Regions from separate parts of the Homo sapiens genome. Here region 2 is linked to region 1. Evidence: chromatin loops called from intact Hi-C (ENCODE). Cell type or tissue: psoas muscle. All regions are shown on one strand. Each heading gives the region's core, and the rest is flanking DNA. Links, peaks and the distances in the headings are about the cores only. Region 1 overlaps FAM47E-STBD1 (FAM47E-STBD1 readthrough). Region 2 holds the start of FAM47E (family with sequence similarity 47 member E).

Region 1 (5,380 bases), core at 308-5,307:
TTGCAGTGAGCCGAGATTGTGCCAACCGCACTCCAGTGTGGGCAACAGAGTGAGACTTTGTCTCACAAAAAAAAAAAAAAAAAGAATAATACCAAAAAGAGGAAGAAGACAAGAAACGAGATAAAGGGACACCCCAAACTTTGCCCTCATGGTGGCTTTGCTAGATCTGTCCTGGTCTAATCTACCTCATTCTCTCCCAAGAAGATAACTGTCAATGCTTTTAAAAAAATCTCTTGGACATTTACAGCCTATATTTTGGTGGTACATGCTAGTGCTTGACCATTCTTGATATTCATTTATTCATTCACTCAATAAATACATATTTTGAGCCTCTACCGTGTAGGACACTAGGCACCCTATAGGTCACTGGGAGAAAACTATAAATTCCCTGCCCTTGTGAGCTTACAATCCAGTGAGGGAAACACACCTTTAATCAAAGAAGATAATATGGAGAGTGACATGGGCAATTAATGGGGTGCAGGGATGGAGAACAGCAGGGGGCAGGCCTGCGGAAGTGAGGGCAAGGGCCAACTTTGGTTGGGGAGGATCTCTCTGAGGAGAAATTTGGCTTACATTCTCTCTAGTAACAGTGTGCACCTGGTGGGAATTGGGAGTCTTTCACTCATGATTACAATTATTTGAATTGTATCTAATTGTGTGAGGAGCTGGAGTGCATGGCGTGGTCCGGCAGGTCTGACTGGAGGAAGCAGAGATTGCCAATGGCACCCATGGGCTCTTCCCTTTTCTGTGTGCCGGGCCCGCTGCCCCTGCCCTGGACTCTCCCTGACTCCACCCTTCAAAACTTGCCTGTTCTCCTCTTCCTTCCTCCCTCATATTTCCCTCCATTCTTCCTCACTTCCTCTTTAAGCCTGCAAGGTTTGAGTTCACCTTACTCCTTAGTCTCTTTGCTACTTACAGTGAGGCCAACAGACCAGTATCAACTGGCAGCTTGTTAGGAAAGCAGAATCCAGACCCCACCCTGGACCTCTTTGTTTATTTATTCATTCTCCTTTTATCCCAACTCCTATTCCTATACTTTTGCCCACCAAACCACTTCCTTTAATGTGTTAAGAATTGTTCCTAAATATGCATGTATCTTTGAAGCCTCAGTAGTGCTATTTTGAGTGTTTATGTATTTTCAACTTGCATAAATATTATTGTACTGTAAGTCATTGTTTCTTGCCTTTCTAGTCACCATTATGTATTTAAGATTTAATTACATTATGTCTAGATCTTGTTCATTGTTCTAACTACCGCATAGTATTTCATAGGCATCTATCGCATTTTATTTAGTTATTACCCTATGATGAACAGCCAGGGGCTTTGAACTTGCCGTTGGCCCAAGTAACACTGTATGTCCCTTATAGTCTTGTGCACATTTTTCCCTGGGCCTACATGTTGAGGAGTGGGATTGCACAGCCATTGGCTATGTGCATACTTAGCTTCACAACACTCTTCCAGAGTGTTTGTACCTGTTGGCTCTCCCAACAGCAGCACCACACAACTTCTTTCTAATATTTGTCTCTCTGATGGATGTAAAATGGCATATCATTGTTTTAATTTGCATTTTTCTGACTATCAATGAGTTTAAGCATTTTTTGTGTCTAATTTTATTCAGCCAAAAATTATTGTGCCTATTATGTTCCAGTCATTGTTCTGGGCACTGAGGAAAGAGCGTCCCTCGTCCATTTTTATATTGGATCTTGCGTCTTTTTCTTGCCAATTTGTACGAGTTCATTGTAGAGCTAGGTATTAATCTCTTATCAGTTTTAGACAACACAAATATCTTCCCCCAGTTTGGCTCTATCTGGTAACTGTTTATGGCACCCTTCATTGACCAGATAGCATCATTTTAATGAAGTCAAAATGTTTTTGGCCTCCTATGTTAGGCAATGTCACATTGCCAGTTTCCTGGATTTTGTTCTATTCATAGTTTTACCATTTACATTTAGGACTTTATTTCATCTGGAGTTCAGCATTTATGTGGTACAAAGTAGTAATCCAGCTTTATTTTTCTGTAGATAGTGAGCTAGTTGTCTAACACAGATCTCCCTTTTCTAAAGTTTTAATGACTTAGCATGACTGATGTCAGCCTTGAGTCTATTCTGGAACTAAGATGAGTCAGAGGTTTGCAAACAGTTTCAGTTAGAAAATGTCTCTGTGAAACCTGAAACTGGGCAGCTCCAATGTGACTGCTTTGCAGAGAGGTTGTACTTGTGGTTAATGTTATGTGGCTCCCCAGGAGCCAGAGGTCTGACAGCAATGGACAGGTGCTGAGGGTGATAAGTGCATTCCCCTAATGGAGAGAGGGGTTGCAGAGTTATTACAGATCAAGAACAAGTCTGAGAGTCACCACAAACACTGAAACACAACCATAAGGGTTCTCTAGTATAACACATCCAAATTTGCACACTCACTTCTAAAATCTATGCTTTGAAATTTGAACATAGTTTAAGAATCATCAGACTTCAGTGTAGCTAGGGTTTCAGAGCAGGTCCTGGGGATCAGAACACCGGGTTCAAATCCTAGCTCAGTCACTCATTAACTGTATGACCTTGACCAGATTACTTCCCTCCAAGCATTCCATTTATAAGGATGAGATAATCTTTATAAAGCACTTAGCCTGGTGCCTGCATATTTTAGTTATTCAATAAACAAAAACAATAAAAAGAAGGCCTATTAGATGATAGCCTTGACATTCCAGGGAATAGAAAGATGTCCAAGCTGTGACCAGCAAGGGATTTATGATCTAAACTAGGGATGAGACAAACCTCAAAGATACTGATACCATAAGAGAAAACCTGGTGTGATCGAAAGGATCCCATTAGGAATAACAAATCCCAAGGGTTCTACGCTCTCTGTGCCAGCAACAAAAGGACAAGACCAAATCTCTTTCTTATTATACCCCACTGTGGAGAGGCAACAGGACTATGCAGAGACACCTCTTCTACTGGCCATGTCTTCTCCCAGTGGTCATTATCTACTTTCTCTGCTTTTCTTAAAACTCCAGCCAGATTTTCTTTCTCCCACTCAGCTGATAACCTCATTGACTACTTCCTTTGTGGCACAAAATGTCTCTTATTTTCATTCTTTTCTTTTTTTCATGCCCTTCTAATCTCTTTCCTTCATTGAAGGCCAATTCTTCCACTGGCATTCCTGACCCATCTCCCTCTTGTGCCTTATGAAAGTCCAATGAAAAAATATTTCCTCTGCTTCTCATGTCTTCAAGCTCAGTCTCCACTGGCTCTTTCCTGCTCCCAATCGTGCTTAAATCTCTCTTGGTTTATAGGAACTGCCCTGAGTCCTGGTCTATTTCTTTTCTTTTTCTTTTTGGGGGGGGGGGGTTGGTGGAAGGTGGGGGGGGGGGGTCTCCCTGTGTTGCCCAGGTTGGTCTCGAACTCCTGTCCTCAAGAGATCCTCCCACCTCGGCCTCCCAAAGTGCTGGGTATCCTGTTCTATTCTTAAGCAACCCTTCAATTTCTCTCCAACCTATTGCCTCCACGTTTCTCAAGAGAGAGATAACTCAATGCTGGACTTCTTATCCTTTCACAACATTTATATCTTAGCATTCTGAAATCCAACTTCCACCCCCACAAACACTCCAGAGCTACTGATGGCCTCTTATGTGCCAATTGCAACCATTTTCCCTTCAGTTCTCTATCAACTTCAGTTCTGCAAAGCAATGCCTCCATTCCCTCTCCTGGCCACCTTCTTGAACTGCTTTTCTTATCTGATTTTGGTTCTCCTTCTTCTCTGGCTCTTCCTTCCCACAGTCTTTAGTCTCTCTGACTTTGCAAACAGAGTTGCTTTTCATTGTTCTGTCCTCATCCCTCTAAGCCAGGATTGAGCAATCTTTTCTTGCATAAGTTTAAAGGAAAAAATATATAATAAAATAAACTTTAAAATATCCATCTATATCTATTCATACTTTATTAAATAGAATAATATCAATTAGAAAACGGGTTCTACATTATGGCCCATAAAATATAATCTCAAGACAGAATTGCAATATAAATAGCAACATGGAGGCAACTTCCCAATCTTTCTTCTTGCAATTGTGTCAAGGGCTCATCCATCCTTCATTTCTCTTTATAACATTAATCTTTACTATGGATTTAATTACCACATCTCTATGCAGAATTTCCAACATCTCCAGCCTTGATCCTCTTAAACTAAAGAAACCGAGTTCCAACTTCCTGCTCGTGCCTCCAATTTAACACGTCCCAGCAGAACTCATCATCTTCCTCCTTTGTCCGCACAACCGTTCTTGCCTTTTTTGCTCCCTGACAACACTATCTTCCTAGGCACTCACAGTTTTCTATATGGAGGCAAACATGATTGTTTTGCAAGTGTATAGCGATAAGCATGGGTATCATCAGTGCGGCAAGAATGTTTTTAGGATATGTGGCTATGAACCTTTAATATAAACATATGACTATGATTGGAGCATTTTTTAAAAGAGCAGCAACACAGAAATTAATGAGCCAGCACTTAAGTTTGGAAAAGCCAAAAGGAAGGCCAAATAATGTTCTTTAAAAATGTTGCATTAGCTTCTTGGGATTCCCAAAGAAAAAAGTAAATTAAAAAAAATGTTGCATGATCAATATGATACAATGTAAAAATAATTCTGATGGGTTGAGAAAATAATTTTTGGTATTATTTTAAATAAATGAATGGACATTTATGACAGCAATAAATATTAAGAGCCTTTTAGGTATTATAAGTGAATAGTGGGGCTTACATCTGAAGGATTTTACAGATTCTCTGGGATTTTTATCCCTTAGACAGGAGTCCCCAGACCTTGGTCTGAGGCCTGTTAGGAAGCAGGCTGCACAGTAAGGAGGTGAGTGGTTGGCAAGTGAACATTACAGCCTGAGCTGCACCTCCTATCAGATCAGTAGCGGCATTAGACTCTCATAGGAGCACAAACCCTATGTGAACCGCACATGCAAGGGATCTTATATTTTTATCAGATTTTTTGAGACAGTCTCCCTCTGTCACCCAGGCTGGAGTGCAGTGGCATGATCATGGCTCACTGCAGCCTTCACCTCCCAGGCTTAAGTGATCCTCAGCCTCCTGAGTAGCTGGGACTATAGGCGCCACTGCCTTGCCCAGCTCATTTTTGTATTTTTCCATAGAGACAGGGTTTTGCTATGCTGCCCAGGCTGAAAGAATCTTATTTTATACAGTGACATTCATTCTCTTAAAAATATAGCTTTACGGTTACTTTTTATTATACATAAAATGAATTTCAAGGAACGGTAATATCCACATGGGCTAAAAATGCATATGGAATCTACGTAAGAAAAATGCCAATAATGCTCTAGGGTGAAATTACCTGGGGCTTTTAATTCATTCATTCAACCTGTACTTCTAAGCG
Region 2 (5,380 bases), core at 215-5,214, 50 kb before region 1:
ATCCTTCCCCCCAAGTTCCCAAAGTCCATTTTATCATTCTTACACCTTTGCATCCCCATAGCTTAGCTCCTACTTATGAGTGAGAATGTACAATGTTTGGTTTTCCATTCCTTAGTTACTTCAGTTAGAATAATGGTCTCCAGTTCCATCCAAGTTGCTACTAATGCCATTATTTCATTCCTTTTTATGGCTGAATGTTATTCCATTATATATATGTGTATATATACACATATATACCACAATTTCTCTATCCACTCATCGATTGATGGGCATTTGGGCTGGTTCCATAGTTTTGCAACTGCAAATTGTGCTGCTATTAACATGTGTGTGCAAGTATCTTTTTTGTATAATGACTTTTCTTCCTCTGGGTAGATACCCAGGTAGTGGGACTGCTGGATGAAATGGTAGATCCACTTTTAGTTCTTTAAGGAATCTCCACACTGTTTTCCATAGTGGTTTTACTAGTTTACATTCCCACCAGCAGCGTAAAAGTGTTCTCTTTTCCCCACATCCACACCAACATCTAATTTTTTAAATTTTTTGATTATGGCCAGTTTTGCTGGAGTAAGGTGGTATTACATTGTGGTTTTGATTTGCATTTCCCTTATAATTAGTGATATCTAGCCTTTTTTCATATGTTTGTTCACCATTTTTATATCTTCTTTTGAGAATTGTCTATTCATGTCCTTAGCCCATTTGTTGATGGGATTGCTTGTTTTTTTCTTGCTGGCTTGTTTGAGTTCCTTGTAGATTCTGAATATTAGTCCTTTGTTGGATATATAGATTGCAAAGATTTTTCCCACTCTGTGGGCTGTTTACTCTGCTGATTATTTCTTTTGCTGTGTAGAAGCTTTTTAGTTTAATCAAGCATTGTTTGGGCAAATTGTTACAAATCATTCCTGCAGGACTCCATTCAGCCTAGATAACCATACTTTTGGCCCAGTTCTCACAGAATTTCTACAGAAACCCTACCTCCTCAAAGTAATAAAAAGTTTGCATTACAATCGGACTAATATCAAAGAAAATAAAAATAACAATTGGGCTAATTATAATGATTACCTACATAGCTTTCTCCATTAACTAACTCACAACAGCTCTGTTAAGTAGTCAGGACAAATATTACCACCCCCGGTTCACAGCTGGAATAATAGTACTTGCATAATAATAATTCTTGAGGGATTCTTAAATGCTGGCACTGTGTTAATTTCTTTATATTCATCGAATATCCCCAATAACCCTACAGGTAGATACTATTATTTTCCCCATTTTCAGGCCAGGTAATTAATGAAGCTTAAAAATGTAAGTACCCTGCCCCCAGGAGTGCATAATTATTAAGTAGCAGAACCAATGCTTATATTTAAATCAGAAACACTCAGAAGTAGCATAAGAATTTAGTAAAAACGAAACACACCCTCGTGCAATCCGTATTATGTGGCCACGTGCCTACCAGGGTCAGCTGGATGGTACTTGTCTGCTAGAAGTGAGTCGAGGCAGAAGAATCAACACAGGAGCTGGAAGGGCCTCTGGAAATCAGCTGGGGACTAGAGACAGGTGTGCAGCCCTCGGTTTACAGAGGCTGTGAGACCAAGAGAGTTCCAAGACCTCCAGGAAAACATCTCCCTGCTAAAAGGCTTTCCCAACCTTTAGAAATCTATTCATTTTCCCCACTTTCCATCCTCTTTCTCTTGCTATCTCTTTATCGCTCCTCCTGCCTTCTTCCTTTCTTTCCTTCAGTAAACGTTTTTTGAAACGATGATGAGCAAAAAACGCCTGATCCAGTCTATGGCGCGTTTCGGTGGGAAGATGAACACGCCTTCCCAGCAGAGTAAAACGTGATTACACCAAGGACCGGTACCCTCTCCCTTCCCTCGGCCAGGTCCACGTCCCCAGGCGTCGGAGAAGGGGTTGGACCGCGCAGCGGGGCGTCAGAGTTGCCAGGCGCCCGGGGCAAATACCGGCAGCGGTGGTTGTGCGGTGTCCTAGCAACGGGGCGGCAGCAGGGCACACACACCGCCCAAGCCCGGACGGTGGCCGCGAAGCTAGGGCCACCATGGCGGACCGCAGGCGGCGGCTCCGGCCGGGGACGTTGGCCCCGGTGCGCGAGGGCGTGAACTGCAGGTCCAGGTAAACACTCAGCGCCCGGGCCGAGGGCGCATCCCACGCGGGCCGCGCGGGGGCGCCTGGAGACCCGCGCTTGCTGGGGCGGGGGCGAGGGGAGAGGTCCAGCCTGCCTTCCCTCCTCAATGCTTCCTGTACGTACAACATAATACGCTGAGATAACCAACGCTTGGCGCTGCTCTTTGCAAAGGATTTTTCCTGCTGTCATCCTCACAACCCCCGCCTCCCACGCCCCCAGGGATGTAGACTAATATCCCCATTTCTGATGGGAAAGTGATGGCCGCAGAGTCCGCTGCGGAGGCTGGTGCCCTCCTGCTAGCCACCCACCCTTTTCCGGCCTAGCCAACCAACTGTTCGCCAGATGCCCCGGGGCGCCTGGAGCCCTGTATCCGATGTTAGGCATCTGCTGCCCCTGGAGCCTTTGGTATCCAGATGGCGGCTGTGGCCAAGTGGAGCCCAGGGTTGGGGGAGCGCCTGGGGTGCTAGGGAGGTCTGCTAACATTTTGTACGGTTGTGGTAGCCTCAGAGCAGGAACAAGAAGGTTTTTGCCTTTACCGACTCCTTGACAATCTTTTGAGAATGGAATTCGTCTGTCTTGGAGACAGCACGATGTGGTGGTGAAGATTCCAAAGTCTAGAATCAGAAAGGCTTGAGTAGAAGGCTAGTTCTCCTCTTGTTTGCCTGGTGACCTTAGGCAAGTTGGTTGCTCCTTCTGGGCTCACTTTCCTAACTATAAAATGGGGCAATAACTTAGGAATCAGCTTTCTAAGATTGTCGTGAGGATTAATGGAGATAGCACATGTAAAGTTGTCACTGGCACATAGAACGTATCGTGTACATGTTAGCAATTATTCATAGTTGTTTCTAGCAGTTATTCATAAGAGCTTCTTTGGGAAGCTTCTCCCCCCCATTTAAAAATTTTGTTTTGAAATAACTGTAGGCTCACCAGAAGTTGCAGAAATAGTACAGAGGTCCCATGTACCCTTCCCCTAGCTGCTTACAGTGGTACCATTTTACATAACGATAGCACATTGCCAAACCAGGAAACGTCATTGGCAGAATATGCTAATTGAACTAGAGACCTTACTTGGATTTTATCAGCTCTTACTTGCACTCAGGTGTGTGAGTTCTGTAACATTTGGTCATATGTATACATAAAGATACAAAACTGTTCCTTCCCCACAGAGGAACTCTTAGTATTACCCCTTTGCTGTCACTTCTTTTCCCACCCCAGCCTTGTCAATCGCTAAGCTGCTCTCCATTTCTGTAAGTTAGTTCTTTTGAGAATGTTAGATAAACAGAATAATACAGTATGTAACTGTTTGAGACTGGCTCTTTTTCACTCATCATAAAGCCTCTGAGATCCATCCAAGTTGTGTGTATCAGTAGTTCATTTTTGTTGCTGAGTCGTGTTCCTTGGTGTGGATGTACCACAGTTTGTTTATCCATTCACTTGTTGAAGGACATTCAGGTTGTTTTGGACATTCCAGTTTTGGGGCTAATATGTAGAAAGCTGCTATCGACATTTGTGTACAGAATTTTCTGAGAACATACTTTTTCATTTCTTTAGGATACATGTCCGGTATCCTTTTGCAATTCTTAAAGAGGGAAATATCCATATATCATGTACTAGTGTCTGTGAAAACAGTAAATATTTAGAAAAATTGTTTCCAGTTTTATTTTATGGGCCAAGCAAGATTTTTCCTGAACCTAACATAATGCAGAATGGTAAGCTTATTAACTATGAGAGGCCATGTGGGGGAGAGGAAAGCCCTCCCTTTACACTGGTTGCCTTACTCTCCTCTTGGAACTTAGTTTCCTTATTAAAAAGAGGAAAGCGGTAGCCAGGCATGGTGGCACATGCCTGTAGTCCCAGCTACTCAAGAGGCTGAGGTGGAGGGATTACTTGAGTCTGAGAGGCAGAGGTTGCAGTGAGCCAAGATTACACCATTGCACTCCAGCCTGGGTAACAGAGTGGAACCCTGTCTCGAATTAAAAAAAAAAAAGAAAGGAAAGAAATGAGGAAAGTGGCTCGCGCCTGTAATCCCAACACTTTGGGAAGCGGAGGCAGGAGGATCACTTGAACCCGAAGTTTGAGACCAGCCTGGGCAACATAGCAAGACCCTGTCTCCTCTCTCTACAAAAGCAATTTAAAAATTTAGCTAGGCATGGTGCCGCACACCTGTAGTCCCAACTACTTGGGGGACTGAGATTGGAGGATCCCTTGAGCCCAGGAGTTTGAGGCTGCAGTGAGCTATTGAGCTATAATTGCCACTGTACCCTAGCTTGAGCAACAGAGTGAGACCCTGTCTTGAAAAAAAAAAAAAAAACAGAAAAAGAAAAGTGAAGAAAGTAGACTGGATTTCTTTTAGGATCTCTGCCAGTTCTAACATTCTATGAAGTTTCAGCTCACTGCCACGTACATTCCCCATTTTGAGTTGTATGGCTGTACTTAAACAAAAATATTTGTTCTCAGATTTGATTTCATGAAGTGCTTGGATGCATGAGTTAGTTGTAAATGTGCATATAATGAACTTTGTAAAGACATTTAATATGGAGGGTTACTTACTAATAAGTAATGCTGAATGGGTCATTAATCTTATGATTAGATGTAATTTCAGCATCTTTCTGCCATTTAGCTATTTAAGAGTGATCTGTTAAATGCAGAGAGTAACTTTTTGTTAAGTTCATCTTTTTGTGTCCTTTCATCTAGATCTTCACAGTAGAGTTGGGTTAAGCCCTTAAAACAACACCTACACATCTATGCAACAAGTAAGAAGTTTCTAGGACTCACTAGAGAAGAATTGGGGCCAGGCTGGAATCTCTTAAAAACACTTTGTAGCAATGGGTGTAGCAAGGATTAGATTTGGTGTAAAAAGACATTATAGATAAAAGGGGTCTGAAGGTGGAAGAGGCTTCAGGGAAGGACACAAAGACTCTAGAATTACCTAACTAAGGCACTGTAATATGTGAGGATAATGAGACGCTCAGATTCCAAGTCGTGGCTTTGGTGTTCGCTGGTTGTGTTAGGTTATTCAGGAGCTTGTTCTATTTTCCTTCCTGTTTGCCCATCTGTCTCTTCCATCTCATCTATATGCCCTAACTACTCAATGCTAACAGGGCGCTGGTGGATAAGGAGGCTGAGTGAAGCAGCTATATATATGGCGGTGGGAGAGGTGGAGGTTGTGAATGAGAGAGCAGATGATTTGTCTCCAGTGGGCAACCAATATGCCAATTGGGGCTCCTTGGATAAGTGGACCCA

Evidence for each region. Hi-C counts contacts between places; a loop is a spot of excess contacts. Peaks named below come from ENCODE experiments on the same cell type or tissue, not always from the same donor. Only the 100,000 strongest peaks of a DNase experiment are listed, where the experiment ranks them.
Region 2: it touches region 1 in a loop (2.7-fold over the local background); 24 of 110 quality-filtered maps call a loop at or near these places.

What each region holds. Positions count from the first base shown.
Region 1 is chr4:76,299,409-76,304,788 of GRCh38, forward strand. The region is part of intron 6 of FAM47E-STBD1 (FAM47E-STBD1 readthrough); the gene reads left to right. Among named protein-coding and RNA genes, the nearest start is that of STBD1, 4.6 kb to the right of the region's middle. RefSeq lists an enhancer at 2,002-2,146 and a cis regulatory region at 2,069-2,079. In psoas muscle, for the core only: no CTCF peak of the experiment used is centred there; a DNase peak (open chromatin) is centred at 2,243; H3K4me3 peaks cover 1,185 bases; H3K27ac peaks cover 4,661 bases.
Region 2 is chr4:76,249,697-76,255,076 of GRCh38, forward strand. FAM47E (family with sequence similarity 47 member E) reads left to right here and starts at 2,025. Exons shown (of 8, transcript NM_001136570.3): 1 at 2,025-2,124. The coding sequence starts at 2,051. FAM47E-STBD1 (FAM47E-STBD1 readthrough) reads left to right here and starts at 2,025. Exons shown (of 7, transcript NM_001242939.2): 1 at 2,025-2,124. The coding sequence starts at 2,051. It overlaps LOC105377286 (a long non-coding RNA gene), which reads right to left and starts at 1,981. Exons shown (of 3, transcript XR_938897.4): 1 at 1,412-1,981. In psoas muscle, for the core only: a CTCF peak has its summit at 2,142; a DNase peak (open chromatin) is centred at 2,015; H3K4me3 peaks cover 2,282 bases; H3K27ac peaks cover 1,711 bases.